Regions from separate parts of the Mus musculus genome. Here regions 1, 2 and 4 are each linked to region 3. Evidence: chromatin loops called from intact Hi-C (ENCODE). Cell type or tissue: left cerebral cortex. All regions are shown on one strand. Region 1 has its middle 400 kb from the start of Gm31711. Region 2 has its middle 380 kb from the start of Gm31711. Region 3 has its middle 280 kb from the start of Gm31711. Region 4 has its middle 410 kb from the start of Gm31711.

Region 1 (2,500 bases), 110 kb after region 3:
GTGGTATTATAAACTCTAACTCATACATGCTGTGCAAATGCAGATTTCTGACATCACAGAATCCAGTAAACCATGAGAGAGTAGATGGTTTTCATTCTTTTCTTTTCAGATAAAGACAGACACCCAATTCAGATGATTTGCTTTGGAAAGCCCAACAAGCTCAGTTCATGTCTATTTTCTACAGGAATTTGGGGTTCCTTGCTAAGTAGTATATCAAAATGAGCAAGTAAGAACAAAGCTACACATGCGTATTCACAGAGAGCAGCTACTACAGTTTACTTTTGAGAATTCACACAAAGAGAGTACTGCAACACTAAAGGAGAGGTAAATTAAATAAAAACAGAAGAGAAATTAAGAGACATGCTACCAAATCTAGCCTTACCATGCATGACAGCAAGCTTACAAGTATTCTAATGCTGCAGAAAAAAGCACACATTGGGAAGGATGTCAACCAATGTTAAGAAACCAACAGCACTTTATTTTAGAAAGAAACCAACAGCACTTTATTTTAGAAAGTCGACATATAAAGTCGAGGATATGAAACCTCGACATTCTGATACTTTTTGTTTTTTTCTTTCATTTTTCTTCCTTTTCTTTCTTTTTGTAAAATTTCACATAAGTAAAAGATGTACTTATAATTGGTGGAAGCACTACTGAAGAAACACATTGCTTTTTGGAAATATCAAATGACCTGATACTGTTTTAAGAAGAAATGCAAATATTTATCTGAATAAACTAACTTCTTATACAGTTCTTTCTCTTACAGACTACTTAAGCCCACAAATACTATTGGAGGCCCATATCGTGGGTTCCATATGATGAAGATTCTACAGAAGCCTTCAGGGAGGCTACATTTTTACTCTGGCAATGAGTCTGAGGCTATGGATAGATTAAAAAAGAAAAAATACTAAGTCAAAGAATAAATTTGAAATAATATTTAAGGAAAATTATTTTTTTCCATGTATTTTTAAATTTTGCAGCTTTCAAAATAACCCAGCATACAGTACCCCTCACACTGACTGACTCATCCCCATGTCCACACACTTTCTTTAAAAACAGAAAAATCATTTTTGAAAATGATCAAAACATAACATTTTGCTGGAACAGATGCCTTGCCTGTGCTCCGTGCCACATTTTTGTAGTATTTAAAATGAACGTTTCAGTTTTAAACAGCTAGTGACTAATCACAGTTGGGGAGGAGAGGAAAGGCCTGGTGGAGGCAAAGTCAGGCTTCCCCAGTAACACATGTGTGAAAAGAACCAGGCTGCTTCAGTCCTGTGTACACGGAAGACTTCTCGCTGGGCTATCTTTCTCAAGCCTGGCTGGAGTTCAAGGGAAGGTGGTAATTTTTAATATATGATACTGATAAATCCTTCTAAGGATATATTCTTCATTTTATCTTTGCAAACCTTCCTGTGTCCCAAGCTTTCTTTTAAGTGCCCTAAGAATATCTTTATAAGCTACTCTCCAAACTACAACTTAAACAATATCTTTATACCCTTTCAGCATTACATATGAGCAGCACACTCTCTTAAAGTCAGACTCATTTGGAGGATAAGGTAGTTGGTGACTCAAAGTATCCTCAAGTTTCTGTCTAAAAATATTAGGTATCATTTTCCCTTTTGTAGTGTTTTCCATATAAGTTGGCTTAATACTGGATGAACTAGTTTGGTGAGGCTCTTGGGAGACCAGTGAGCTATGATCTCTTTACTCCTAATTAGAGGCACACATCAGTGCTTTTGCTTTCTGGCCTTCAGTTCTTGGAGGTGGCTGAGAGTTAGTACAGTGGCAGTTCTCGGCCTACCTCACTTCCAACTCTCTGTCTAGGTTTCTGAATGCTGGGTGAAGGCTGAGCAGACACTGGAAGGATCATTTACCGCACGTTTTATAGGTCACTAAAACTTGCTTGGGTATTGTAGACACCCTAACAATTTACAATAACAAAAATATTATTACTTTTATTATTAAATATTATATTTTAAAATGTTTTTTTCTATTCTTAACATGTATGCAGACTTTTTATAAGGTATGAACACCTGAATTTCTTTTGACTCAGTGAAGGCAATCACATTCTGTGCCTTCCCATTCTCAATGGAAACTGTGGGACTCATGAAGAACTATTTTTAGATAAATATATTTCTAATTTGAAATATTCTATATGTGTAAGGTGATAATGATAACAAATCAGCCCCCGCCCCCCAGGTTTTATAAATTACTAATTAACTATCTGGTTAATGGTGGTTAATGTAGATAAAAGTGAGTCCAGGACTGTCATTTCACGATCCATAGTGTTTTACTTTCTGGTGCAATACAGTCATTTGACATCCTGCCCTGAAGGGTATGGATGATATCACATCTGCACTCTTTATCAGAGGCTCAATCACACATCATGTAATGGTATTTTTTTTTCTTCAGAAAGAACTCATAGTTCACACCTTCAGAAAAGTATGGTGAATGAATAGAATGCTGTAGCAGGCATGGGAACTCGCAGGGGCTCGGT
Region 2 (2,500 bases), 100 kb after region 3:
TTTAATTGGATATAGAGTTATATGGCTGGACCTAAATTTATATCAGTCTTTTAAAGATCTAATCTTATAAGTATTATTTGTACTGTATTGGTAAGAAATTAATCCTAGAATGTTATTTTTAATGTTAGACTCTAAAGTATTTGATTTTTAAACTGATTTAATTGTACAATAGACATTGCCTTCATTTATGTATGGTCCCATTAGAGCAGGCAAATTAAGAACAGTACCCAGCATTGGATTAGAAAATTTCTATCACATCCTCTCATCCCATACCTGTGGCAGATGTAAACTGATGTCTGCATAGTTTCCTTCCCAGCCCAGGGAGCGACTGAACATTTCAGGAAATCACACAAATCAACTGGAGCCCGTACAGAGGCAGCACCTGGAGCCCCAGGGAGGCCAGGTGCAGGGAAGAGAAGAGGACTCTGGAAGAGGCAGGCAGGGGCCGGCTCAACGAGATCTCCTTCCTCCCTGACTTCTTAGCTTCCTCCCTGGGCTTGATGGATTGAGGAGCAATTCTGTAGGAACTCCTAGATGGCTTTAAAAGATCGTATGAATGCTTGAGAAAACACTATGTTCTGATAAGATTCCTATAGAATCATTTACAGGTGCTATACTAAAAAGAACTAGATTCTTCTGACACAAAGGATTTAATCTCCAAGGAAGCAGTGACTTATTTCTTGACTAAAGGTTAAGGCATACTTGTTCTTTTATTTTTTTATTTATTTATTTTTTCATTTGGCAGAGCTTTTCCACATCCCTTTGTGGGTAGCTGCCTCCTCTGCATATGTGTAAACCAGCTGTCCTTTGGAATGACACAGGCCCCCACAATGTCATGGGATAAGACATGTGGGAGTTGACTGAGAACCTTAAACAGCTACAGTAGGTGGGGCTCCTGGCATTTGGAAGTCAGGTAGTACTTGGCCAGGGTTCCATGCCATAAGGGCAAGGCCTTTGACCTGAACCATCATGTTTCAGTACGTGGATGCCTAATATAGGCAGGGAGTCAATCAGGATGACTTAAGAGGGGTGTAGGGCGGGGGGAGACTTTGCCTTTGCTGGAGTTCTCCAGATTGGCTCTCCAGATGGCCCTCTCTTCTCTGGTAAATTATGCAACAAGCTGCTTCAGCCGAATTTTGCAGACCTGGATGATCTTGAACTGATTTCAACAAACAGGCACACTCATGGGGTTGCAGGGCATTCTCCTAGCCCTTTCAACAGAGGAAGAGTGTTGTGGGAGGGAAACCCAGGTAGTCCTTGGTGCCAGTCATAGAAAGAGTACAATACTCACAGGCAGAATAGCTTTGCTTTGTGCCTGCTCTTATAAGGCAAATGGTTTTGAAGAAGCTAGGAGACTGTCTCGTCAGGAAAGGTTAAGAGTATATCATCATTCTTCCTCAAAGGGGAGTTCAGACCTACCTATTCTCACTAACCAAATGTCATTCCTTCTCTAGTGGCACTATTGAGTTGCAAAAGGCATAGAGTTGCATTTCAGCATAAAGAGGCATGAAGGCCCCACTCCCTCTGCTATTAACATTTCCTGGAGCCAAAACCAATAGTGCATGCAAATGAGTCTCTGATTATTTCTTTGATTTAGAGACTGTCTCCTCCCACTACACCCCCAGAGTTGAGGTAGAATGGATTCACTTACTAGGCTTGGAGCTGCTCTTAGCATTGTGAAAGCTTAAGTGAGAGGGGTAGGGCCATCCTGTCCCTCCCCAACTTTAAGAAAGATCACAGTCCAAAGAGATCCTCTGTCCCTGCAGAAAAGCAGCTCTAGGGATCAACTTGTCACTGAAGAAGGAGGGAAGGGAACAGGAGGCAGAATCAGTAGGCCAGGTGGCAGGGGGAGCAGATGGGCCTTGGCTGAGCCCAAAGCTACAAAAAGAAGAGCTGAAGGAATAGGGAACAACCCACTAAGAAATGCAATTTGGCAACTACAAGCAGAAAGGAAACAAATAGGAGTTTATTGTGGCAAATTCATTTCTTGAGATGATAAAAGTGTGCAAACGATGCTTCAGCTATGCATTTAGCTCAAGCTTGCAAAGTTCCTTTCAGACCTTGCACAGGTTCTGGAATACAAATAGGAACAAGATGAGCATCCTGTTCATAGTCTAGTACACGTTAAGCATTCTGAATGGAGCAAAGGCAGAGTAAGACAATTCACCTACTAGAGAAATATTGGAGGAGGGTGCAACACAGGGGACTGATTGGTGGGAGTTAGGGGATGTTCCTAAGAAGAGAAGTGGCTTCTGTCAGATCAGAAACTTGGCTGCAGTTTGGGACTACAGTTTGGGACATAACAGCAGCTCAGTGAAGACAACTGTATGGACAATCACATGGATGGTGGGATGGAAAAGCCTGCCTGCATGTATGACCATAGTATTTCTGAGTCACTCAGACTGATTGAGAACACCATGTGGGGCAGAAACTGTTTACTGCCAGCAGATATTAAACAATGCCTTTCATGCCATGCCAAGACCTTTGGGTTTTCCTTTGG
Region 3 (2,500 bases):
GGACAGTTGGTTCGCTGACTCTTGGGCATCCCAGACGCTGCTGGATGCCATGGAAGAAATGAGAATGGAGTGGATCTTCCTGGGGCCAAAGGGAAACTGGGGAGTAGAAAACTCTGGCTGAATCTCTCAAGGAGGAGAGTGTCCTTGGCTTGGTCAGTGGGCAGCTTGGACTCAGGAGTCCATGGCTGGGAGCACAGAGAGGCCTCGTCTGGGAGATTAGACGTGGCTCTTCAGAGGAAAACCTGCTCCATTGTTCCCCACAGTGGATCCCGAGAAGAAGAGGCAGTCCACGATTTTAAAGCGTTTATTATCATGGTGGAGAGTTGTGATGAGTGAAACTGTACCCTACTTTCTCAGGGTGGGCCTGAGGTTAAATACCTTTTACAGGGAGCAGTGTCTAGGAAGAAGAACTTAATTGACTAAGCCCTTCAAGTCTTTAGGTACCTCATTAAAATGGAGATCTGTGGTCATGTTCTGCCTACTGTCCCTTGTAGGATCACCTACTGAGAGTTTTAAACCAGAGTTTTAAACCTAACTCAACCAGAAACCAGGCTGCCTTTAACTGTCCCACAAAAGGGCACACCTCCTAATCCTTCCCAAACAGTTTCACCAAGTAGGAACCAACATTCATACATAGAAGCCTATGGATTCCATTCCCATTCAAACCACCGCAGTATCTTAATGGTAGAGCACTGCCTTAGCATTTGGGAGGCTCAAAAAGCCAATCAGTAGGTAAGTAAATAACCCAAACAGAACAAAACAAACAGCTTAGTGTTTTCAAATTGAGGATTGCACTGGAGTCTTTCCTCTTTGCTAAAACACTTGGAAGAAAAGCTTAAGGTAGGCAGGGTGTATTTTGGTTCAAGACTTTAAAATTTCAGACCATGATTGCAATCAGACTCTGTGTTACAGCTGAGTCATACAGTGGGAGAATGGAAAGCTAGTTGTTCACATGTTATGGGTCAGGAAGCAGAAAATAGTATCAGGGCCAGAGTCATGCTGTAACAGTCAGATGCACAATCATAGAAACAAATTTTGACTAGCTTCCCCAGCTTCCCCAGATAGCACTAGCTGATGAGAAAAAAGTCCTCAGAGGAGCCCTTGAAGGATATTTCTGATCAAAGGCTTAAGAAACACCTACTAAGGGTCAGCCTCTAAATACTTGACTGTTTCATTTTATATATTACATTTTCAAACTGAAAAAGGGAGGTGCTATGGACGAGAGGTTACAATTCCAATTTCTGGAAGAAAAAAAAATATTCACAAAAAGCTGGGCAGAAATCCAAATCCAAACCCTATCCATCATTAGCTTCCCAAAGCTTTCCCAGGTCCATCTCCATTTGGTAAAATGGATAGAACAAAATGTCCACCTAGTTATGACCCTCAAACCAGAAAGATGGGAAAGACAAAAATAAAGGGAAAGAGGGAAGGTAGTATAGAGGGCAAGGTGGGCATCTGGGAACAGATTTCACAAAAATAGAAATGCAATTAAGTTGATGTCTTCCAAAATGGTCTGGACTCACACACCTACAACCCTGCCTGTTCTGGCTTATCTCATTAAATGCCTGGTTATGGATGGGCAGGCTTGCCATCTGTTTAAATAATAGTTTTCTGTTCTCCACGAGGACTACAGTGCTGGAGTCAATTAAAGCATCCTTTCCACAGCTATCCATCTCCCTCTCAGCAGGAGCTCTGATATGCAGGACCATCCTGCCACCTCCACACTGGCGTCTGCTCCCAGCGAGAGTCTCCCTGCCTTCCCATCTAACCTCCCCTCCAGAGGTAAACCTTCCTGGCCATGATGCAGGCTATGTGAGTATGAACACCCACTCACAAAGGAACAGAAGACAGATTAGGAAAAGTTCCAGCACTTTTCTTCTTGGCAATCCCAGAGCGACGGATGTGACTTCCTGTGAATTCTAACCATAAGCTATTTTCAAAACTCAGTTTTAAATTAGTGGGCAATGATGGAGTTTCTTTCAAAAGTGGCATCTTTAAAGCTAGATCTGGACAAGGAGGCATGGAGTTGCCCCTCTGACAGAAGGAAAGGGATGAAGGATGAACCAACAGGGACGATCGGTGAGGTGGCAGAAGCATGTGCTAGGGGGATTATAGGCATTACTTATGTGGGGAAAGACAGGCTTTCAGGCTATTTTAAATCAGGAAAACATACCAAGGTGTTTGAGATAACAATTTGTATTTATTTACTCAAGAAGCCACTAGTTTTAATAGCCTAATAATCAATGTATGTAATTCTTATCGCCATCTGATAAAGATGTTATTTTTCTGATTCTGTTTTATAAATGGAAAAAAAAGTAACAAGGCTTAGAATTTGATTGACCTACTTGATGTGCTGAAGGAATAAATCTGCAGTCTTTCTTCAGATTGTTCTCAGTTGAATAATCAATAATGGATTGGACCAGGACACTTTCAGAAGTATAATGCTGAGCTCTGGAGAATTACTCTAGGATTTAGGGTTGTGCTGGGCAAACTGGAATAT
Region 4 (2,500 bases), 130 kb after region 3:
TATTCCAATATTAAAGTTACATGGGTTTTATGTACTGCCAACTCTTTTTATTTGTTCTTCACCTTCACCTTTCCTAACCAATCCCTTTATCCTGCCAATGTAAACTTCACAGTTTTTTCATCTTTGTCTGGTTACTTTAATAATTTCTCTCTTATTTTTTGCTGTTGAGTAGTGCAGTTAAGAAGGTTCTTTGGAATTATTAGGAGATCAAGAATTTTGTTCCTTTAAGTAGCCAAATACCACTAAGTTACTAACCCTTTAAATTAAACAAAGTCATGCTGTTCCCTGGATTTTTGTACTTTCTGAATTTGGCTTTTGATATCTCTACCAGTCACTGCTGAATATCACTCATGCAGTCAGTAACTTTTACTTGGCCTTACTCAGTAAATGACTTCTATACTATATTAAAGGAGGGAAAGTGGACATGTATACAGGCATAGACTCTGACCCTATTTTCTTCCTTGACATGTGTCAGATATTGCTTGCCTGAAGATACAAGAAGTTTGGAAAAATACCTACAGACTTTGGTGATTTCCCATTCATCTTACTTATATGTGAAAACTAGTCATTTTCTTACCATGAGTTTCTGAGTGGAATAAGTGTCGATGGCATAAATACAATCTTACTATAGCAATATATTCCTAAGTAGGAAATTGCCAACTAACAAGCTTCATCAAAAATAAGCCTCACACTACTTTTATATTTGGTCTTGTTTCCTAGAACATAAAATAGTCCTTCAGAAAGGTCAATAAACTACCACCCGAGAAAAATAACTAGGGACATGAAACTCAAGCATACCAGTGGGAAGGAAATAACATTTTATCCCATCTCCAATCAACAACATTTGATCCATTTATCAAAATGTGCACAGAATCTACAAAGAAATTAGCGAAAGACCAGTATCTTCACACCTTCTTCAAATAAAAGTCATAATCAGATCACAATATGCAAGAAGGAGTTATGGTCTTTGAAAAGAATTCCAGGTCTCTGACATGTCAGTGAGTCATTCCCAAGTTTTAGAGGATATGTTGGGTGGTAGGACAGAGTGGGTTGCTGCTATCTACTCTGTTTTCAAGTATGGAGCCATATGGACAGCTCAAGTTTGCTCATGGAATGTGGGCTTAGCTTGGATCTGAGGCTTATTCATGTCTCAGAAAGTTTGCTGTGGTCTGTGGCAGGACAGAGACTAGAGTACTGCATTAAGAAGTAATTATTTTTTTTTGCCTTTTTTATTAGATATTTTCTTTATTTACATTTCAAATGCTATCCCGAAAGTTCCCTATACCCTCCCCCTTCCCTGCTCCCCTACCCACCCACTCCCACTTCTTGGCCCTGGCGTTCCCCTGTACTGGGGCATATAAAGTTGCAAGACCAAGGGGCCTCTCCTCCCAATGATGGGCAACTAGGCCATCTTCTGCTACATATGCAGCTAGAGACATGAGCTCCGGGGGTACTGGTTAGTTCATATTGTTGCATGGGGGAGGGGTTCCTTTCCCCTGGATTATATAAAAGAATAGAATCTAGAGCTATTTAAATCTACCTCAAGAGAGAGGGTATTCAGAAGAAAGGGAATCCATCAGAAGAAACTGGACATGGAAAAGACCATCTGAGAACAGTAAGTGGGAACGGGCCAGCTGGCTATAGCACACTAGTGAAATAAAAACTTGGGGAGAAGGAGAGAAGCTAAACATACCTCTTGCCAGATGGTGGGTGCCTTCCCAAAATAGGCTTTGACTAAGAAGGAGTGGAGTAATCTACCCTTGAAATGAAAATTTAAATGACATATATTGTCTGCTTTTGGACATACTACTTTATCAATTGACAGGTTTCCATTTTAACTTGTTCTTAGAGCTGTCTATCTGTTTGAGTAGTAAAGTGTTGATAATCAGAAAAGTCTACTAACACTCTATATCCTGAAAAGGAAGGAGACAAAACAAAGTGGGTTTTGTCTACATTTTGTGTTTTGTCTCATTTTTTGGACATAATTTTCACATGCTGATTTTCATTTGGATTACTGAATTTATTTCAATGATACTTTATCAAATACTTACTATACACATTGTTATAAATGGATGAATACAGTAGATAATTTAGAATCATAAAACTTTGCTTTGGATGCCAGCTTTCCTTTATTTAACTTTTAATTTTATACCAAAAGACTAAACTTCTATGAATTTAGTAGTTTTCATGTTGTTTGAGAACAACTCAAGATTCTTTGGAGTATTATATGTCAGCAACTCTGGTAACTATGTGTAGAGAGTACAATAAATGATTTCTTTGTTGGTATTTTTAAAGAGCTTTAAAGCACAAGACATGTGTTTGCACTGGGATATCATTTCATTGCAATTTTGAACAAGTTCTTTCTTGTCTTCAGAGGCATTACTTTTTAAATGCACCCAAGAGGCAGTCTGTGGGCTGGCCTCCACGGTCACACAAACACACACACGGAATAGCAGTAGTCATCAGTCATAGGAATACTGGTTAGCCACAATGACACACA

Evidence for each region. Hi-C counts contacts between places; a loop is a spot of excess contacts. Peaks named below come from ENCODE experiments on the same cell type or tissue, not always from the same donor. Only the 100,000 strongest peaks of a DNase experiment are listed, where the experiment ranks them.
Region 1: a loop joins it to region 3, with 2.0 times the contacts of the local background. A loop is called at or near these places in 3 of 42 quality-filtered maps.
Region 2: it touches region 3 in a loop (2.4-fold over the local background); 2 of 42 quality-filtered maps call a loop at or near these places.
Region 4: a loop joins it to region 3, with 3 times the contacts of the local background. A loop is called at or near these places in 3 of 42 quality-filtered maps.

What each region holds. Positions count from the first base shown.
Region 1 is chr13:16,655,159-16,657,658 of GRCm38, forward strand. No RefSeq gene overlaps it. Among named protein-coding and RNA genes, the nearest start is that of Gm31711, 400 kb to the left of the region's middle. In left cerebral cortex, no CTCF peak of the experiment used is centred here; a DNase peak (open chromatin) is centred at 1,143; H3K27ac peaks cover 968 bases.
Region 2 is chr13:16,644,454-16,646,953 of GRCm38, forward strand. No RefSeq gene overlaps it. Among named protein-coding and RNA genes, the nearest start is that of Gm31711, 380 kb to the left of the region's middle. In left cerebral cortex, no CTCF peak of the experiment used is centred here; DNase peaks (open chromatin) are centred at 1,036 and 1,906; H3K27ac peaks cover 819 bases.
Region 3 is chr13:16,542,182-16,544,681 of GRCm38, forward strand. No RefSeq gene overlaps it. Among named protein-coding and RNA genes, the nearest start is that of Gm31711, 280 kb to the left of the region's middle. In left cerebral cortex, no CTCF peak of the experiment used is centred here; DNase peaks (open chromatin) are centred at 952, 1,348 and 1,805; H3K27ac peaks cover 727 bases.
Region 4 is chr13:16,667,807-16,670,306 of GRCm38, forward strand. No RefSeq gene overlaps it. Among named protein-coding and RNA genes, the nearest start is that of Gm31711, 410 kb to the left of the region's middle. In left cerebral cortex, no CTCF peak of the experiment used is centred here; DNase peaks (open chromatin) are centred at 1,072, 1,671 and 2,498.